Regions from separate parts of the Mus musculus genome. Here region 2 is linked to region 1. Evidence: chromatin loops called from intact Hi-C (ENCODE). Cell type or tissue: left cerebral cortex. All regions are shown on one strand.

Evidence for each region. Hi-C counts contacts between places; a loop is a spot of excess contacts. Peaks named below come from ENCODE experiments on the same cell type or tissue, not always from the same donor. Only the 100,000 strongest peaks of a DNase experiment are listed, where the experiment ranks them.
Region 2: it touches region 1 in a loop (3-fold over the local background); 2 of 42 quality-filtered maps call a loop at or near these places.

The regions. Positions count from the first base shown.
Region 1 is chr6:98,102,491-98,107,490 of GRCm38, forward strand. No RefSeq gene overlaps it. Among named protein-coding and RNA genes, the nearest start is that of Gm32592, 120 kb to the right of the region's middle. In left cerebral cortex, CTCF peaks have their summits at 2,148, 2,925 (motif pointing right) and 4,771 (motif pointing right); DNase peaks (open chromatin) are centred at 2,202, 2,945 and 4,959; H3K4me3 peaks cover 787 bases; H3K27ac peaks cover 530 bases.
Region 2 is chr6:98,932,260-98,937,259 of GRCm38, forward strand. It overlaps Foxp1 (forkhead box P1), which reads right to left. Exons shown (of 19, transcript NM_053202.2): 18 at 3,015-3,181. Among named protein-coding and RNA genes, the nearest start is that of Gm38865, 190 kb to the right of the region's middle. In left cerebral cortex, no CTCF peak of the experiment used is centred here; DNase peaks (open chromatin) are centred at 2,237, 4,335 and 4,726; H3K27ac peaks cover 581 bases.

The sequences.
Region 1 (5,000 bases):
GGGGTGCTGCTCAGTTGGTAGAGCATCACTCAGCATGCACAAGGTCTTGGGTTCAATACCCAGCACTGTCCAAAACAGGCATGGTGGCACATGCTTATGTTCCTAGCACATGGGTGGTGGAGGCAGGAGGATTGGAAGTTTAAACTCAACCTGGGCAATATAGAGTGCTTGAAGCCCTTTTTGGCTACACTTGCAAGTCTGTATGGTTACACTTAATATACTATTTTCTTTATTATCTCTCTCCATTTTCTTAAAACCTAAGCCCAGTGAGGAAACAGACTTAGCTGTCTCTGTGTTTTAGCTACAGCCATAAAACTGTGACTGACACACAGTGGATACTGAATTCATGAATGTCAGTTACAAAGAAAATGTATTCTCAGCGACCCAGTCCCCTAGTACACATCAGCCATTTTGATTTTTCTGTCCTCTCTAGTATCTTTTCTGTTTCAAGCCCTGTTTTCTTGCCCGGTTTCTTCCTAATAATTCATATGCCTTCCTTTCTGGCTCCGGTGTTAATGACTTCCACATCTGTGACTTCAGGCATAACACCCCTATCCCCTCCAAAGCAAGCTGTGAGTATCGACTCCAGTTGCAAGTTGGATATTCTGCCATAGCTTCTGGAACATAGTGCCTCTAAAGTGTGCGTTTTCTCTTATTTCTGAAACTTTCATTTCACCTCCTGCTTTCTGTTTCCGTGTGTGAATCTGCTCTTAAGCACGAGCACAGAACTACCTGGAAGTTCTTTATCCTTTACTAGGGACCCCAGCTTCTGCCCTTGCCCCCACCATGTTCTTTGTACTGCTTTCCCACCGTGGCTCCTCTCATTCCTTCTCCTTGACAAATGTCTTCATTGGCAGCGGATCTTTTATCTCCCCGCTTCTTCCCACCTTTCCTTTTCTCCTCTCTTTGAGAACAGATGAACTTTCTACAGTATCTGCATAGGATCATTATTCTACATGAATTGTATCTCCCCACTCAATGCAACTTTGTGAACATTTCTGTGTTCTCTCTCTCTCTCTCTCTCTCTCTGTGCTTTTTTTCCAACCTGCCTACAGATGGGTTTCCTGTGATTGCCTTGAACCACGAAGACACTTTCATAGGGTTTCTTGCTCTTCTTTAATATGCAGAGGTGCATAGTCCCAGTGGCAGCAGCCACGAGTACCTTGACAGTCAGCCCTTCTCATGATGCCCATCGGTGTTCTTCCTTTATCGAGTTCAGATCTGTGGGCTTCCTCCAGAAACACAGCCACAATTGAGTTGCTTAGCACTGTATTGGTCTGTTTCATGCTGCTATAAAAAAATACCTGAGGTTGTGTATTTGTTTTTTTTTAAAGCCTATAGTTTTGGAGATAACCTGTTTGTCTCGTAAAGGACCTTCAGTGACATGAAAACAAACAAATATAAACACAAAACTTAAGGTCTGTGTTTTGTTTACTTTTTAATAACAGCTCACTCTCAAAAGAACTAACTGAGGTCTTATGAGAGCTACATCAATCCATTCCATGGGTGACTCCTAAGTGACATACTTACCTTATACTAGTTCTATGTCTTTAAAGGTCTTTAGTAGTCAGTGTTCTCTAGCAGAATAGAACTTCTAGATTGAATCTATCTATATCATCTATCTCAGTCTATATCTGGATAGAGGGGGTAGATCATTAAAATATCTTACAGGCTGTGGTCTAGCTAGTCCTACAATGGCTGTCTCCAAATGTCCAAGGATCCAGTAGTTGTTTTGTCCATGAGGCTAGATATCCCAGCTGGTCTTCAGGATATGCCAGCATTCCAAAGAAGTAGAAATTCTATTTCTACTAATGCCAGTGAAGGACTTAGCAGAGAGAGCTAGACCAAGCAGGCAAAGAGCAAAAGCTCTCTTCTTCCATGTCCTTTATACAGGCTGCCATCAGAAGGAATGGCCAAGGTGAGAGGTGGCCATTTCCACCTCAGAAGAGTCAAATCAAACGTGGGTCTTCCCATTTCAAATGCTTTTATTAAGGAAAAAAAGTCCCTCACAGGTGTTCCCAGCCATTTGGGTTTTAGTTAATTCCCAATGTAGCCAAGTTGACAACCAAGACTAGCTGTCACAAGTTCCCATACCTTTCAGTGCCTCCACATAAAAGACCAAGTTTAGAGTACATGAACATTAGGGGGCACACATGAGCCATATCCGAGTCCAATCAATCACACTTCCCTCAGACAGATTTTCCTTTAAAAATGCTTCTTACATGGAAATTCTAGACAGCCAGGATACATCCACCTCCATCCTTTTGCAGACTCTACTTCTCATCTGTCTTCTTGTCTGTGAATCTGACTCCTGTCATGGGGGCACAGCGCACAATAGGTTCAGAGCACAGCCTGAGTGTTAGCCTTTTCATCTCCCTTGCAGGACGTGTATCAGCAAACTGTGGTTGCTTCGAGGGACAGTTAAGGTGTTGTTTGTAAGGTTCTCAGCACCCAGCACACCTTGAGCGTGTTTCTGTTGTCATTCAAAGCTCCTTGCAAAAGATATCTTTCCTACAAGGTCCCTGTGGTGTTTGTTTGTTTGTTTGTTTTTGTTTTGTTTTGTTTCCACAAATGTCATTTATACTCCGTATCTGTACTGTTCAGATTTCACATATTTCACATTTTATAATTATATGACTAGATTTTAAGATCTCAGAAGGTCATAGAACTTCCCATACTTGTTTGGGCTCTAGTTCCAAGAGCCAAGCAAATATTTTTGTGGCTTCTGACAGATAGTTGTGCGATTTAAACATTAATTGAACATTTGGAGCAAAGAAAAGCACTGTACTAAGACACTGGTCCATCGAAGCTGATCAGAAATAAAATAGCCTGTATTTGAATGTAGCTAATATGCTCTCTTAAAATGATAATTTATATCTGAAGGCAGTTGTTGTCAGCTTTAAGAACCTGCAGTTCACCATCTGGCCAGAAGATGGCACAGTGTTCAAGCAATCGCTTCTCAAAGTGAAACCCAGTGGGGAAAAAGGAATGAAATTGCACTCGGACCAAGTTTATAGAGAAATGGGAGAAAGTGATGCCAGTTCAGCTTTGACACCATCCTAGGGCTCAGCAAGTGTCACGCTTTCATGTGGTGTCTTCCTTCTTACTGTCTAGCGTAATGAGCTGGAGGATTCTTCTAATTAGCTAAATATTATTGTACATCAGAGTGGGGCCAGGCTTCCTGTACATTCTTATTTGCGTTTTGCCAGCCAAAGGAAGAAAGCTGTTAGAGGCAGGGAGCAGATGTAAGAGAGACACAAAACACGCCAAGAAGTCACGGCACTGCTGTGGTACTGGAGGAAGCGATTTCCTTGCCTGTGTTTTTATTCTCATATTAGTAGAAGCACTTCAAATCGTTATGTCTTCCCGCGGAAAAAAAAAAGGCTTTTGCGCATGGCGTATCTACGGGTGCCTGTGTTCAGCATGTGTCTCAAAGTCTTTTCCTCCTCAGAAAGAATTGCACGAATGGGCTTTTATAGATTGTTAATATATCCACGGATGGTCTCAGCCTCTCTCTCCTTTACAATTATCAGCAATGTTCCAAGCCAACAAAGCAACCGTGCAGTTTGTTTAACTTTCCCTCTGTCCTTGGTTGGGAAATTCCGTGGAGGAAATTCAGAGTTGATCCACTATCTGGTATCAACTTTGTGCATCTCGTTCTTGCTCCACTTTTCTTTCTTCTTCTTCTTCTTTTTTTTTTTTTTAAACCATGTTAAGTCTTCTGAAAATTGAAAACTAATTTATTATCATGTACTTATTAGCACAACCACAAAAGAGGTCACCGGTCTTTCCTTTAATTTCTGTCACAGGCTGCAGGCCGTATTATGCTAAATCAAGGAAACGAGATAATTAACACAGCAACTCTGGCAAGTTTAATAGGTGAGTGATGAACACTTAGAGTTGAGCTTCAAAACCCATGTCTTAATTACCACACACCCCAGTGCCGTGAGGAGACTGGGGCCGGAAGCACGTGCCGCAGGTATCCTGGGCCAGGCAGAAGTTGCCACGAGTTTCCTGTGAAACTGTGATTAGATTGAGACGTGCCAAGGTGAGGTAAAAGTTTATTTTCTTTTCAGTTTTTATTTCGTGCTTATAATGTGGGGAGTTGCAGGTGAACTTGTATATGAGGATGCACGCATGTGTAAGGGTGCTGGTGGATGTGAGGGGGTTGGAAGGCAACTGACGGTTAGCCAGGAGCTGTTCCCTTTATTTGAGACGGCATCTCTCATTGGTCTGGAGCGCAGCAGTAATGATCTAGTCTGATGGGTTAGCTACTTCTAGTCTGCTTCTGCTTCTTCCATACGGGAATTCTGCATGCACATAACCATGCCTACGATTTTCCACACGGAGTCTGGGTCTCCAGCTCAGGTTTTCATGCTTCTATGACTGTGCAAGCCCCACCCCCTTTTTTGTTGTTGTTATTTTTAATCTTTAGCTATCTAGTTTGTGGCTCTTTGAGAAGTATCCATTGTACTGTAAGAGTTCCTACCTGGAGTCACATTAACCCCCGACGCCCATCCCATTATCCCTCTCCTGTGCCCTGGAAGGGATATTTCAAACAGCCTGGAAACACTGTAGGTTGTCATGTGTCCGGGACATGGTGCATCTAGCATTTGGAACCAGAGACTAGGGATACCACTAAAGCTCTGACGATGCACACACAGCACAACCCCCCCCCCCCCCAACCACCACCATAAGGAGTTGGCCCCAAGTGTCAATAAGCCAAGGCTGTGAATTCTGAGCACCAGTGACATTGTTTTTCCCTGCTTGTTGCCAACAGGTGTCACCACAGACCCTGTTCTGTTTGCAGTGCTATCAAAGAGAGAGCCCATAAACTCCTGAAACATATGGAACGAAATCCCAACTGCAAAGCGTTTGTGGAAAGCAGTTACACGCTGGTGAGCTGAGGCCTATGCAACCAAAATTGATCAATTACACAAATTAAGCAGAGCCCTTAAGGAGTTTAGTTTATTGGTCTGGACATCTGTTGCAGCATTGTC
Region 2 (5,000 bases), 830 kb after region 1:
GCGTTAATTCAGAAACACAGCCTGTGGCCTCTCGAGCAGGTGTTTGTGTGTGGGGGGGGGTGTGAGTCCGAGGTACCTTGCCCTGCACCCCTAGCTTTACTGACCACCGTGGAGTTCTGTGTCTGCCTCCTGATTTCACTAGTGAGAACAGTGACTTTGTCAGTCACCACCAACAAAGTGGGTGGAGTAATATCCAGCAACAGGAATTTGCCCTTTAAAAAAAAATTAGTTTTAATCAGTTACTGAGGGTCAACTGCTATTTTTTTTCCAGAGTAACACTTTTGTGCTTCGATGTTTGAAAGCTATCATACTTAGTACTTAATCTCTGGTTCGCAGGGTGCAATCTGATGGTGTTACACAAAGCCTTGGCGGGAAGGCTCAGAAACCCTAGAGAAAGCAGACTCGTCTTCAGGTTAAGTTCTTGCTTTGCAACTGTAAATCGCTGCTTTCCAGATCCAGCTCCAAATGACAGACCAACTGACGGTTCCCCCAAAGAGAGTCCCCAACACCAGAGACTAGTTTGTTGTCTCCGGAATGCACTGCATATTCACTGTCCCCAAACATAGGTGCTGGTGCTGCTGCATCTACAGTCTATCCCAGTGCCTCTCATCAAATGGAAGGCAATGCCACCAACTAGATCTACTGTGACAACCTGAAAACCCACACCAGCATGACAGCAAGGATTCTTCGACCTTTCCTGTAAGATGAACACTGTAAAAGGCTTCCCCCCCCCCCACTGGGCATATACTCAGTGTACCGTCTACAGTACAATGGGTGCCCCTCTTGAGCCTTCCCCCACCAGACCCACCCTTTCTCTCCAGCATCCACTATTTCCAAAAAGGCTCCTAACAGATAATGGGGCCCAAACCATCTCTCTGTTCCGCTTACATCTGAGTAGTCCTTTTGTAAAGCCATTCTGGGAACACATGAGATTTTTAACTATAGCTGACTAGTCTTTAAAGGCATTGTGATCCTGTTCAGGGTACACACACAGCACAGGGCCTTTGGTGTGGTGGCCCTTCAGGTCCTACCAGAATGAAAGTACACTGCCCGCAAACCGTCATTATGCGACTACCTTCTTCTCTTTTTGAAAGAGAAAGGCGATACCGTGGTTTGTGTGAAGAGCAGAGCGCTGTATCACAAGGCTGCCTCTGTGCCGGGCGGGCCAGCGTCCTCACAGTGGCTTGTAAGCCTTGTTGTAAAGTTTATGGGTTGATTTATTTCAATAGACTGGAACGGTTAAAAAACAATTTGCATCCTAGCAGGGTAATGCACGCTGGACAAGAATGAAATCTCTCATTATAGACTCACTTAGTGGAAGCAAGGGGGTCAGTGAGACTAACTGGCTGCTGTACTGACTACACAGGGAGGCTGTTGTCGGCACAGGGGACCTCAGGGCACGGGGCGCAAACCTGCCGTGTGGGCATCACGTCCTGATAGCTCCACTCGGGGCTCTTTTTCTGTCCCTCGAGCTGTGAGGCTTTTGCTTTGCTGCACATTAAGATGGTGGCTGCATGTTTGCTACGTCTGCAGTTTGCTCAGTCCTGGTAAGCAAATGAACTTCCCTCATTGAGAGGCTTCTCTGTGGGGGCCTTTTTAATTAATTAATTAATTAATTAATTAATTAATTTTTATTTACTTTTTCTACTGATAGGAAGGTAGATAGGTACTATACCTTGGAGTTGGAACTCTAAGAAAACACTGTGCCTTCCACTGGGTAACATCACATATCCTTTCTCAATGGGAATATCTGGGAGTGACTTACATTACCAACTCACAGTTTGCTCTGAACTTCCTGGATGCTGACATACAACATCACCACCACGGTGAGTATCAGTGAGGCAACAAAAGAGTCAGAGAAACAGCAGCTTGCTGTAGGGGAGATGAAATTCTGTGCCAATCGTGGGGAAGGCATCATACACTTGCCTAAAATGCTGGTGTGTCATTTTCGGGGGACTCTGCCCACAAGTCGCAAACCATCGCTTCTACCTCTAAAGACCCCTCTCCGAGCACCCAGGGCATGGGATTAAAATGCTAGAAAGTAAAACTTCAGGTTTGCCCACCATGCTGGAAGAACCCATTTATCCCCCTGCCCCCCTTTGTCGCTAGACGCCAGTTCATTCTCTCCGTACTTGTTAAAGGTCACATTTTCCATCCCCATCACGCAAATTTCCTAAAATAAGATGTTGGTCAGTAATCCACAAAGAATGTGCAGACAAGCAGCCTATTCTTGGAGCGGACAGTGGTGGAAACACTGAATTGGTTTAGTCACTTCAAGTGGGCTATGGTTTTGGAGAGAGTCCCTGAAAGGAAGACGGTCCTTCGCAGCTGGGTTCACTGCGCACTGAAGCATCTGGAATCACATGGTGTCTCTTCTGAAGCAGGGGCCACAAAGGGGCGAGTTTCAACTCGGTGGCCTCCCTGAGGTTAGTGTGGCTCTGGTACCTACCATTCACATTCATCCCAGGCAACCATGGCCCACTGCTTCATTCAGTTATATGTGCTCTCATTATCCCGCCGTCTGCTGCTGTAATGCTCCTATTAATTTTCCTTTTGATATTTTAAGAGCAATCTATAAATCATGCCACCTTTCATTTGTGCCATCATTAATGCTTGGTAATAATGCTGCGGCGAGCTCAAGTGGTTAAACTGAGTGCGTGAGCAAGTAAACAAGCTTCCTTACAGGCTTGGTTGGCTTTGCCGGGAAGCTGGACACACCGTGAGCTTTCTCGAAGAGGTGTATAGTGATTTTAGGAGGAAAATCACAGTGTGAATTAAGTAATGGTCTGAGACCCAAAATGGAGGAGACTTCTCATTTTCTTGCTGTGTGCACTTACCGTGGATGAAGCCAATTGCTTCTACGAGAAAATTACTAACTAGTCCTTGTATGCACCAACATGTGACTCCAGGGCTCCTAAGAAATCGGAAATGATAGGAAAGGTGCCCAGAAGGGCCAGAGAAGAGCCGGGAGACTGAGGTCAGGTGACAGAGAGCTTTGGGTAGACAATACTCACACAGCTTGCATAGGGGATCTGCCTGGACTGCTGTCACTCTCGTTGCTGTTGGTGTGCTCCATGGCCCCGTTCAGCTCCTCCCGGATGGCACTGGCCAGGCTGCCCAGAGTGGGATTTCCCATGGAAGCGGTAGTGTACAGAGGTATACTATTCTCAGCCATGGAAGCCTGCATCAACCAAGAGAAATCAAATGAAGCAGTAGGGGAGGCCAGTCAAGAAAGCTATGGATATGTGGTGTCTTCGATAGCTTTTTGGTTCAAGTTCGCACTGTACTGTGGCTGACAATTTCCAAGTGCTGTAGGATTTTGCTTTAGGGGCCTTGAGCTTCATTTGGTTAAGCTATCTGGGCACCGGTGAGTCTACAGGTGAAGCTGCCTGCTGGCTCCTGCCTGCTGGAGTCATATGGTTTAGACAAAGGTTTCTAAAATGAGGTGTACAGCCACTGACTTTTTTTTTTTTTTGAGAGGAACTGAGTATGAAATACAATGGGATTTTCATTTCTTTATCCATTTTGATGAGTTCTCTATTGGGTAGCTGGGATCTGATCAGATTATATGGCCACACGGCTCAAAAGTTATGAGAACTTCCATAAGCACTCAGAGGAAAGGAGGAACAGGAATCATTGTTTCTCCCCCACCATTCCCATTTTAATGATTTTTTTTTTTTGAACCTGCTGAGTGAAGGCTGACATAACCAGACGATGGTAACATCACACAATCTCTCAGCCTCAGACTAGTCATGCAGAAGTCTGGATGTGTAGAAAACTCTCCAGGAAGGAAGGAAGGAAAAAAAGGGGGGGGGGAGGCTAAATCTTATTTCCTTTATGACTAAGTATATCCATATTAAAGGTGACAAAGCCATCCCATTCCAAATGAGTGCCAGCAAAAAAAGTATGTAAACCGCCCCCCAACTCCAATAAAACCCACTCCAAACTAAAGTCTGGTAGAATACTCTTCGTTTTCTGTCATCCCGACGTAAGCGTGATGGCCACCCTGTGTGCATTGTGGACAGTTGTCACAATACCACCGGACTGAAGAAACCCCATTTGTTTTCACTTGTGCAGGGAGTGTGCCCAAGTGACTTTTCATTTTATTATTCAAGAGGACAGACTTGGGAAAAGAGGCAGCTGTAATTAGATGAAGATTTATCAAAATTGTCTTCTTGCAGACTACACTATGCCTGGTTTTCCATCCTAATGAGAGAGAGTATGATCACAAGACAATCTGGCAGAGTGGCTTCAGTTGGCCCGTCATGGAAGAGTCCTAACTATTCTAGAAAAGCTGGCACCAAAGAGAAGGTATGAGCCAGAAACAAAGGGAGAGGAGGAGAGAAGCTGGGCTGCGGGGAGTCTGCTTGTTAGTCAGCTGCAGGCTTGCTCCCTGGATAGACCCAGTGTCTGAAGTACTTCCCAGAGAGATGCCCTGAGCATGCTCTCGGCAGCTCCCTCTTTCCCCTATGGAATCACCTGCTTCCTTTTTTAAAAGTAAAGGGGGTGGGGTGGGGGTGGCACCTCATGATTTCCCAGTACAGTGACCATTTCCCACTCCTCGATGGTTTATCAGATCATCTGTTTGCATCCAGCACTTTCTGAATGCATCTTTTATAATTGCAATAAGGCATTTCTATTCTTTCTGAGCAGGGAAGTTGGCACAGTAATATTACTGGCAGCTGCAGCTAGGCTGCCATCTTCAGCTGCCTTATGTGGGACCACACAGTGGTCACATTTCCCTGCCATGTAAGTTCTGCTTGGACTGCCAGCTGAGTGGCCCTCTCACTGTGGATGTACCATGGGAATCTGCTTCCACGGGACAACTGCGCTGTTCAAGAGTCAAGATGGAACTGAGGCTGGAACCGAGGCTACCACAGTATTTTATTGGATTCCGAAGCCCCTGACTGACTTGTAGGAAACAGTTCTAGGACTGCCTATTAAGATGAGCAAGTATCTGCTTATTCTTTCTGATTTTCCAAGTATGATGAGTAAACCCT